Regions from separate parts of the Homo sapiens genome. Here region 2 is linked to region 1. The links are chromatin contacts, found by Hi-C or POLR2A ChIA-PET in ENCODE. All regions are on one chromosome and are shown on one strand. The core of a region is the stretch at or near the end of the contact, and the rest is flanking DNA. Distances in the headings are between cores, read along the strand shown.

Region 1 (5,088 bases), core at 1,348-3,847:
CAAGGGCAAATAGAGTGCCTTCTCAAATTGTTTTCAGTTCCTCTTCTTAAGGAGGAACAAAAGGCCAGTAAGTAATCCAATAGAAGCTTTTCCCTATAGAATGGTCAGAAAGTTTGATCATTCAAAAGAACATTATTTTACCATAAATACATGTCTAGGTTTCATGATCCTTAATGATTCATGTTAATTCTCTTCCCCCAATGCCTTTTTCTGTTGTGCATATCACAGAGTTTTGTTTCCTGGAATATCAGCAGAGAGGGCAGTGGGCTTGGCCCGTATGGGGGAGGGGAGGGTCCTAGCAGCTGGAAAGCAAGGTCGGCTGACCAAGGGGGTTCCTTGGGCTGCCTGGAAAATGGTAGTTCAGACCTGGTGGGAGACATTTCCCTATTTTTGTCCATCTAGGGGTCAACAGAGGCCTGAAAGACTGCTCTGACACCTTCCAAACAGCCCCCAGGAAATCTTAATCAGCATCTGCCAATGGATCTTTTCTGCCTGGGTTGAGCTAGCCAGGAGGGCCCTGGGGCAGGGTGCTGTTTGTGGCTGCCAACGGCTGTGGCAGCCCTCTGCTGCCTCCTTCATCCTGGGGTTTTTGCCTTTGTGCTACACCAAATGACAGGTAGGAGCTGTTAAGCACGGGCTCTCTGGACACCAGAGCAAGGGGATTGGGGTCACAACCAAAGGCTGCGGGACATCTGATTTGGGCTGCTGCATCTCCTGCTACAGTGTTTCTCTCTCTCTCTCTCACACACACACACACACACACACACACACACACATACTTTTCTCCCACCCTCCTCCCCACTCTTCCTAGCATTAATACTTTAAAGACAAATACACAACAGTATACAAGAATCAGGATGATCTGGACCTGAAAGGCTGAACACAGCAGGGCCCTCCTTCATGAACATTTTGCACCTAAGGAAATAATAAGGTTAAAACTAGATTCATCTGGCCTTTGCCCAGGGGCCACCAGGACAGAAACTGTGTAAGATTAGTTCCTCCTTAAAGCAAGATTGCCAGGTAATTCTGTTGCAAAGTCATAGAGACCTTAAGTTATCTGCCCTGCAAATCCCACTGCCTCTATTCAGGCTGCCGAGGCACTGCTTTAATTTTTTGAAAGATTCACCGCGTCTTCTTGGATTTCAAGAAAAATCCCGTTAAGAATTGAGGGGCTCTCTTCTTCCCCTCCTGACGTGAGTGTAACTCACTTCCTGGTATGTCTCCTTTCCTTTTGGCCTACATCCTTTGTCTGTTAGGTGCTTCCACATCCTTATGTCTTAAATGGCCAAAATACGTCACCCCCACTGCCAAAACACACAGGTCACTCGAGGTCACAATCTGGAACATAGGCTGGCCATTGTTCAGCACACATTCTTGATCTAAATCAATCTCAAACCTTGCTGGAATGCCCTGTAAACTGGGGCAAAGTATGGTCACCAGACTAACCATTGTCCTTTTTTACCCCTCCTGTGACGGGGCTACTACAGGTTACAAAATCGCGCTCTTCCTCCTAGCTACTGTGTTACTCTGAGATATCTGACATCGCAGAGCTAATGTTGCCTAAATTATTTTCCCATCCTCTTTTTTTTTTTTTTTTCGGACATCATGCCTCCTATTTTCACTCTCTGGGAACTCTGCCAGTTTTTCAAGGACTGGGTAAAGAACAAAATAAATATTTGTAGGTGGTTTAAAAGGAGAAGTATGTTGGTTGTAACTCTGCCTGTCCAAAGAAATGCATTTTCACTGTCTTTCAGATTTTTGGAGTCGTTAACTGGGAGAGCTTCAGAAGATTGACTTTACTAGTTTACCTTTCAGATTTGTGATTAAGGGCTGGGTGTGTGTGTGTGTGTGTGTGTGTGTGTAAGTGTGTTGGGGGAGGGAGGAGTCTGAGAAAGTGAGCAAGTACGTAGAAACTTTTTTTTAAAAAGTCCAGATTAAGTGATTGAAATCGACTGTGTGCAAATGACGCTATACCTCTTCATAGATGTTAATCGGGCCCTAAAAAGTTAGTGCCGGAAAGTGCTTACTTACAACACTCAGCATATACTCTTTCTTTCAAATTGTTTGGGATTTTTTTTTAAGGGAGTTCACTGAAATTTGGGAGGTTCAACAGGTTGCTGTTTTTTAATATGTGGATCACCCGATTTGGGAGGCTCACTCTGCCTCTGAGATTAAAGAGATGAGGGCACTGGCTCCCAGCGAAGGCTCTCGGCCTTAATCATGTGTGAAATGTTTTCCTTCCTCGGCTGCAGAGCCTCGGTGGTTTGCAGCAGTGGAACCAGGCAGGCCCAGTTGTGGGTAGGAGAGGCCGTCACCTGTTGAGGCCTCCCCCCCACACCCCCGCATCGCCCTGCCCTGGCAGAGCCCAGCCCCCAGTCCCCGGAGAGCGCGCCTGAGGACGGACGGACGGACGGACGGACAGACCTAGGGACGGAGGGCCAGGGGCAGGGGAGATCCAAGAGGCCCCGCGCTGGAATGCAGTTTTCTCGGGCGAGGGAGACTTTGCACCGGAGTGGAAAATAGTTTGGGGTGGGGTTTCGCACCGTCCCCTCCTCCCCAGCCCCGGGCCCCCTCCCAGGCGCTTTCTGGGAGCTTTTAGAACTGCGCTCTGAAGTTTCCAGAGAGCGAGGAGCTTTTGCGGCAGGCAGAGACAATGGAAGAAAATGAAAGCCAGAAATGTGAGCCGTGCCTTCCTTACTCAGCAGACAGAAGACAGATGCAGGGTAAGTAACAGACCCATTCAAAGATGGAGTTACAGGGACGCGTGCCCCTTGCCGCTTGCTGCTTTTTATAAACTGCAGCTCTGGGACCCGGCAAAGGAAAAAAAAAAAAAAGGCAATTTCTTGGGATGGTACATTTTCCAAACTGAGTAGAGCATAGAGAACTGTGATTTCTTAGGCTTGACTTTATCTCTGGCACGATTTTCTTAAGCAGCAAAAGAGGTGGTGGGGTGATGTCACATTTGTAGTGCAGTGAGCCATCAGCATGAGCTGTATCTCTAAGCAATGACAAATAAATCACTAAGCAGCTTTTAATCATTTCCCCCCGGGGCTCCAGCCACGGGAGAAAGGAGCTGTTTTTGTGAAACTGTCTCTAGGACCGCAGCTTCCATTCATTGGTTGGGGGATTCCATGTGGCAGATGCATGCTGGCTGCAAAGTTTGTGCAGAATTTTAGAGTTAAATCACAGAAACCAGGCATGTTTTATTTTACAGATCCGAGCAGCAGGGGAGGGCTTGAGCATCTGGGTGATAGATAGAACTCTGGATCTTCTTTTATGTTTTAATTCAAAACTTGGGAGTTGTTGGACAATTTTGGTAAATTTTCTCCAGGCAGTTTCCCTTTAATTGTGTTTATAATAGACTTGTCTTTTCCGTAGGGAATTTCCAGAAGCTTATGTTGTTCCAAAGAAATTTCGCACCGGGTTGGGTGGCCAGAGGAGGTCCCTGCTCTCTGGCATCTGATGCCTGTGATGCCAAGAGCTGATTCTGTGGGATCCTATAGGCAGCATGTTCATAAACCACACAGCCCTGGACCACCCGCCCCACCCTCCCTCAGGTTCATGCAGGGGCCAGTACACAACAAAAAGACGTGCGGGAGTGCAGTGCTGTGCGTGGGAGTAGGGATTATGCACAGGGGAAAAGGTGTGTGTTTTATGAAAATGTGAAAGGGAAGTAACACATGACTCATCCACGCTGAAAATGCAAAGCTAAGCCAGTCAGGAGAACTTACAATGACAAGAGATAGAAATCCCCCAGTGAAATGCAGAAAACTTGAAGTTTTGTAATGGCTGGAGAATCCCTGAGTCTGAACAGTCATCTGTCGAAGTGTCTGCCTTCGTGCTGCCAAAGCACAGCACTCTCCTTCAGGCTACCGGGGTCAGTGGCATCCAGTGGAAGATAAGGCTACCTCGTCCCCCTGACCCCCGCAACCCCCCACCCCCATTTTCTAGGACAGGATCCTACTTCAGGAATTCAACCTCTGGGCCTGTCCTGAAAGAGATGACTCAGATTCTAGAGGGGCCATTAGAAAGGGATCCATTTAAGAAATGACTTTCCAACAATCAGGGCAATTCAGAGGCTTCAGAGGCTAGGATGGTCAGCCTGAGACAGTGTGCTCCTTTGCTCACTAATTCATTCATTCAGTGAATATTGAGCATCTGTTATGTAGACGTCACTGTTTTAGCTGCCAGACATCCAGTGGTGAACAAAGCAGACTAAAAATACTTGCCTTCATTTAACTTCCAGTGTAAGGACCAAGTTTCAGGGGGTGGGGAGCTGGTAGAGACAGACAATGAACAAATAAATAAAATATATAGCATGTTAGATGGCACGGCTGCTGGATTTAGCAAATAAAAATACAGGAGGCCCAGCTAAATTTGAATTTCAGGTAAACGGTGAATTTTTTTTTTTTTAGTATAAGTATATCCCATGCCATATTTGGGATATACTTATGTTAAAAATACTTCTCCATTATTTATGTAAAGTGCACATTTAACTGAGCAGTCCTGTATCTTATCTGGCAACCCTATTTGATGGAAATAAGGTTACAGAGAAAAATAAAGCAGGAAAAGGAATAAGGAGTGAAACTGTAAATAGGATTATTAGAAAGAGCTTCGCTGAAGTGATATTTGAACAAAGACAGGAGAGGTAACAGCAGGGATGTAATGTTTTCAAAGAACAGCAAGAACATGGGAGAAGGATGGGAGGAAAAGAGATTGAGAGGTAATCCCAGGCCAGATCACCTAGGGCCCATGAAACCATTGTAAGGACTAGAGCTTTTATTTTGAAAGAGGTGGGAATCTCCTGGCAGGTGGGACTACTTTTTTTTTTTTTTTTTTTTTTTTTTTTTAGAGAGGGTCTCATTTGTCACCCAGACTGGAGTGCAGTGGTGTGATCATAGCTCACTGCAGCCTTGAACTCTTGGGCTCAAGCAATCCTCTGGCCTTAGCTTCCAAATAGCTGGGACTACTGGGACATGCCACCATGCATGGTTGTATTGTATTGTATTGTATTGTATTGTATTGTATTGTATTGTATTGTATTGTATTGTATTTTATTTTATTTTAGAGAAGGGGTCTTGCTATGTT
Region 2 (5,088 bases), core at 789-3,288, 340 kb after region 1:
CTCTCTCTTTTTTTTTCTTTGAAGAGACAAGGTCTTGCTCTGTCCCCGCAAGCTGGAGTGCAGTGGTACAGTCATACCTCGCTGCAGCCTCAAACTTCGGGGCTCAAGTGATTCCCTTGCCTCGGCCTCTGGAGTAGCTGGGATTATAAGCATGCACCACCACACCTGCCTGTCTTTTAAGTTCACCATTCAGTTATTCACTGTATCTAAAAAGATTCTTAGAAATAAACCATGTGGCTTCTCAGGTTTATTCAACGATCAGTCCATCCAGCCCTCACTGAGCATCTTCTGCACGTAGCATGGGATGAGGAAGGCATCTGGCCCACGGCATCAGTGCTGCTTTCTGGTTGTGCCACCTTGGGTGTGTTTTGGCTTCTTCACCTGTTCATGGAGAATAATAGCACCTACTAAAAAGGATCATTGGGAGGATTAAATACGATGTATACAAAATTCTGAAGACAGAGTCAAACATACGGAGCACTCAAAAGTTAATGAGGGCCGGGCGCAGTGGCTCACGCCTATAATCCCAGCACTTTGGGAGGCCAAGGCGGGTGGATCACCTGAGGTCAGGAGTTCAAGACTAGCCTGGCCAACATGGTGAAACCCCTTCTCTATTAAAATACAAAAAAATTAACTGAGCTTGGTGGCACACATCTGTATTCCCAGCTATTCAGGAGGCTGAGGCAGGAGAATCGCTTGAACCCGGGAGGCTGAGGTTACAGTGAGCCGAGGTTGTGCCACTGCACTCCAGCCTCGGCAAGAAGTAAGACTTTGTCTAAAAAACAAAAAAAGTTAATGATGATGATTATTACTGCTGCGGTGACAGCTGGAACCAGTTCTGCCCTTGAGAGGCATCAGTCTAGTTGGGGAAAGCGTGGCACACATACCGGGGAGATCAAGTCACAGTTGATGCAGGTGGGGGAGTGCGAGCAGTCCTGGCAGTTGGCTACAGGAGTGCAGAGCAACGGGCTTGTCTGGTGCTTCACAGAAGTGGTGGCACCTGGCACTGACAGGTATAATACAGAACTTATAATAGCGTTACAGCATTTTTAAAGAAGCTGGTTTTCTTTTAATGCTACTTGTGACTGGATTTTTTTCCAAAGTAAAATAGACATTTACACAGATGGAGAAAAGCCAAGGCCCTGGGAATCATGGCTCAGAATTATGGTTCTTTTGTGAAGTCACATGTGCAGGCTTGGGAGAAGGTGCTCCCAGGTCACCCCAACCCATATTCCTCAGATGATGCTCATTCCTGGGCTTGAGTGCAAGGGGCCAGACCCATGGGGTAAGAGGGACACATCCACTGGGTGCTGAGAGCAGGTCTGGCCACTCCCCTCCCCGCAGGCCACATTTAAAACATAAACCTGGGCCTCTTCCTGAATGCCCCACCTTGTAATTCTAGCTAAGGTCCTCCCCACCTCCAAGGCTCAGTAAATGCAAAGGCATTTCAGAGCAAGCAGGAAATTTTTTGGAGGAAGTAGAGGAATGACAGCTGCTTCAACTGAAAATTCAAAAGGTAATTTTGCAAAAGAGGCCAGCTGACGTTGTCCAGGAAAACATAGCCCTGGCATCGGGCAACCACTCATTCTTTGATCTATGCTCCTAAGAAGGTAATGTCCGAAAGAATAACCCGAAAAGCACCTCTGAGAAGAGAGTCCCAGGCCCTCCCAAGGTGCATGTCCATCTAGCTCCAAGTCAGGTGCCCACCTTAGAAGCAAATGTTCGCCCTGATGGAACGAGGAAGGTTAAGTTATGCTCACCACTCTCTGCCAAGAAGGCAGGAGAGCTTACAGTGCATGCCTTCGATTTGCACAAAATGCTTAATATTTTAATTGCCCAACGTATTGGGTGGTCCTTAATCCTTGTGTCTGTGAACACATCAGCAATAACTGCCATCTGTTGCCTATTATGGGCCACGTAGAATGCTAAGGTGTTTTGCATCTATTGTCTTTTAATCCTCACAAACACTGAAAAAGTTCCTGTAATTTATCCCTCCCCCACTTCACTGCAGGACACTGAGAACAGGCAAGAGGTGACAAGTGCAGTATGCACCTCTGGGCACTCGCCATCCTGCTTGCGGTGGGGGCTGCTCAGGTTGCCCCTTTGAAAGAAGGTGGCTTTAAGGGGAGGTTTTTCATTCCTGGATCAGACGAATGAGCACAATGCAGAAAATTATCCATTTGTGGGATTATTAGATTGCAAATTTTGGTTGCCTCACCTTCAAAAGATGCGTAGGTAGAGACCCCTTCCACTTAAAAGGCTAATGTTCTCATCTAGTATTATTGTTGGAAAGGCGGTGAATCTGGATTGGAACCTGGGATAGGTACTCCTCTTCCCCTAAGCCCCAAGTGGTCAACTACAACTCTAGGGCCCTGAGCTGGGACTGCAGGGAAGGCTTCACCTGCCAGAAAGACCACACCCCAGACAAGCCAAGCCAAGCCCAGCCTAGGTCCTACCCGTACCAGGCCCCACCTCCTCCTGGCCTTGCCACGCCCCTCCAGGTACTGCCTCAACCTGCCTCAGCTAAGCCACGCCCCACCTTTCTGGTCACACCCCTCGAGGCCTCACCACACCCCTCGAGGCCTCACCGCGCCCCTCCTGCTGGTGCCTTCGGGAACTTCAGCTGCTGGAGACCAGGGTAAGCGGCCCCCAAGTGCCTCCTAAAAGGGTTTTCTCGAAGTTCGGCTTCTCGGCAGGGACTTGTGAGTAGGCACCTCAGCCTCTCAGAGTGATCCTTTGAAATTCAAGGATAAGTCTCAATTCCAATGGATCCAAGCCCCCTTTTAGTTACAAATGTTTTGTACGAGATGAAATTCCTTATGACATCTCCTACCTACTCGCCTTGTTTCAAAAATAAAATACAATGTCCTAGTGGCACTATAACAAAGGTATAATTATTACCGTGCCATGCACGCACCCATCAGCAGAATTCACATTCAGAGACGAGTCGTACCGGGGACTCGAACGCTGTGAATGGCTGGTAATGTGACTTTTCCCAAATAGCGAATGACTTGGTTGAAAGCTTTGAACAAAGCAGAATACGACTCTCCCTCACTTTACACGTTCCTGAAAAATTTTATTGCACATTTTGAGGCTGCAAAAGTGTTTAAATATAAAATAAAATTGGCCTCTACACTCGGATCATTATAAGCAGGGTTTTTCCTTACGCATATGTCCAGTGGGACGTGACCAGGTCGTGCTGGGGGTGGGGGACAGTTTTTCCTGGGCAGCTGACTGTAGGACATCCCGATTCAGCATCCCTGACCCCTACACACTAAATGCCAGTTTTGCCTCTAACATTGGGACAACCAGAAAACTCTCCACAAATACCCAAAACTGCCTTTCAAGGGCGGCATTGCTGTGACTCAGAACCACTGGCACAGAGTAATGAACAGGGGCCTCATTGTTGAGTCGGGACAAACCCTGAGGGCATAAGGACCCAACAGGGAATCTTCAAAGTACCCAGCCCAGTGACCCCTCCCTGTGTAAGAACAGCCCTTAGGTACACATGGAGAGCCGGGGGTGCCTCAGTGACCTGCCACTCCCGGGGGATTTTCAGGAAGCCCATACTGGTATTAGCATTTCTGTTCTTTTCCTTCATGCCTGGAAGACCAAATGGTTAACCAGGAAAGGGCCAGGCGAGGTGGCTCACGCTTGTAATCCCAGCACTTTGGGCGGCTGAGGCAGGTGGATCGCCTGAGGTCAGGAGTTCGAGACCAGGCTGCCCAACATGGCAAAGCCCCATCTCTACTGAAAATACAAAAATTATCTGGGTGCGGTGCTGCATTCCTGTAGTCCCAACTACTTGGGAGGCTGAGGTAGGAGACTCACTTGAACCAGGGAGGTGGGGGTTGCAGTGAGCCAAGATCATGCCACTGCATTACAGCCTGGGTGATAGAGTAAGACTCTGTCTCAATTAAAAACAAACAAAAAACAACATGAAAGGAATCCAATCTCTAAGCAATTGGCAGGAGGGAAAGAAGAGAACATCTTGGAACGATGAGTGGGAATGGATGTCTTAGGGTAGAGTGCTGGAGCCCTGGGCTTAGCAAGATGGAACTTGGTACCAGGAACTTAGAACCAGGGCCCTAGCCTGCCACAGACACCATCTCCTTTCTGACTTAAACGTGAAAACCTTGGGAACAGGTGATCAGTGGGGGACACCCCTGCAGGGGAGGAACCCAAGAAAGCTGGACCCTGTACTGGGGATAGGCTCGGCTGCTGTTCCAGCTTCTCAAACCCGTCTGCACAATGCAATCCTCGAAAAAGCTTTCAAAATGCTGCCGCCTGGGCCCTGCCCACAGATTCTCATTCAAGTGCTCAGAGGTGCTGCCTCAACAAACGGAGGCTTTTAAAATACCCCCAGGTGATTCTCATGGGAAGCCAAGGCTGAGAACCACAGTGTCAATCTAGAAAGGTGGAGGCCCAGGCGTAGTGAGAAGGTGCTGTTCCTTAAAAATAAAGGTGACTGTTACCAACCACAGGAGATCCGCGCCTGAAAAAGTACAGCTCAGCCACCACTTCTGGATTTTTTTGAAAACTTTCCAACTGTTTTTAAAATAAATAGTTGAAATGTATGGACTTAATTTTTGTCCTCTAGGTAGTGTCAGTTGGGGCATTTTAGAGTCTGGCTTTGCGTTTTGATACTTCCAAACTGCAGGGACCTTCCAGTGTTGGCTAAGTCTGGAGCTTGTTTTATTTGCCAGGAGCTAATGTGTATACGAGTGCCCTTGAACTGGGAGTAATTTAGGGATTAGATTTCAGGAAAGTACAGACATAGCCCTTTCCTTAGCCTCTGGAAATTCTAGTAGTCCCAAAAATGGTTCCTAATACTTGGCTGAATGAGACATTTCATGCACGTTTGTTACAGAGGTTCTATTAATAATGCATATCGTTTTAGTGATGTATTTCAAATGTTTCTCCAGGCTTCTATTGGACATAGTGTCAATAGGTAAAGCCAAAAATTAGAAGTGCAGAGCCATTCTTTGAAGGAGAGAGATTCCGGGAGGGTGGCTCATGCAGCTGTGATTTGGGATCTGAGGATAGGGCAGGAGAGTGAGGAAACGGATACTCGTGGTCCCAGCAGAG

Evidence for each region. Hi-C counts contacts between places; a loop is a spot of excess contacts on that map. ChIA-PET counts read pairs that join two places held with the same protein, here RNA polymerase II (POLR2A). Pooled maps may share reads with other maps.
Region 2: a map of Caco-2 shows a loop between it and region 1 (3-fold over the local background). The contact joins the enhancer-like site here to the promoter of KIAA1217 in region 1. A Hi-C loop is called at or near these places in 4 of 168 maps with a recorded cell type or tissue (Caco-2, Calu3, HepG2 and 1 more), 1 of 37 single-sample maps with no recorded cell type and 11 of 50 pooled maps. POLR2A ChIA-PET finds 5 or more read pairs at or near these places in 1 of 52 experiments (Caco-2).

What each region holds. Positions count from the first base shown.
Region 1 is chr10:24,206,541-24,211,628 of GRCh38, forward strand. It overlaps KIAA1217, which reads left to right and starts at 2,598. Exons shown (of 21, transcript NM_019590.5): 1 at 2,598-2,723. The coding sequence starts at 2,654. RefSeq lists enhancers at 2,784-3,983, 3,357-3,416 and a silencer at 3,017-3,066.
Region 2 is chr10:24,549,998-24,555,085 of GRCh38, forward strand. No RefSeq gene overlaps it. Among named protein-coding and RNA genes, the nearest start is that of ARHGAP21, 170 kb to the right of the region's middle. Within about 2 kb of position 2,039, at least 2 of the 41 ENCODE cell types and tissues checked have a DNase peak (open chromatin) inside an H3K27ac peak, as active enhancers do.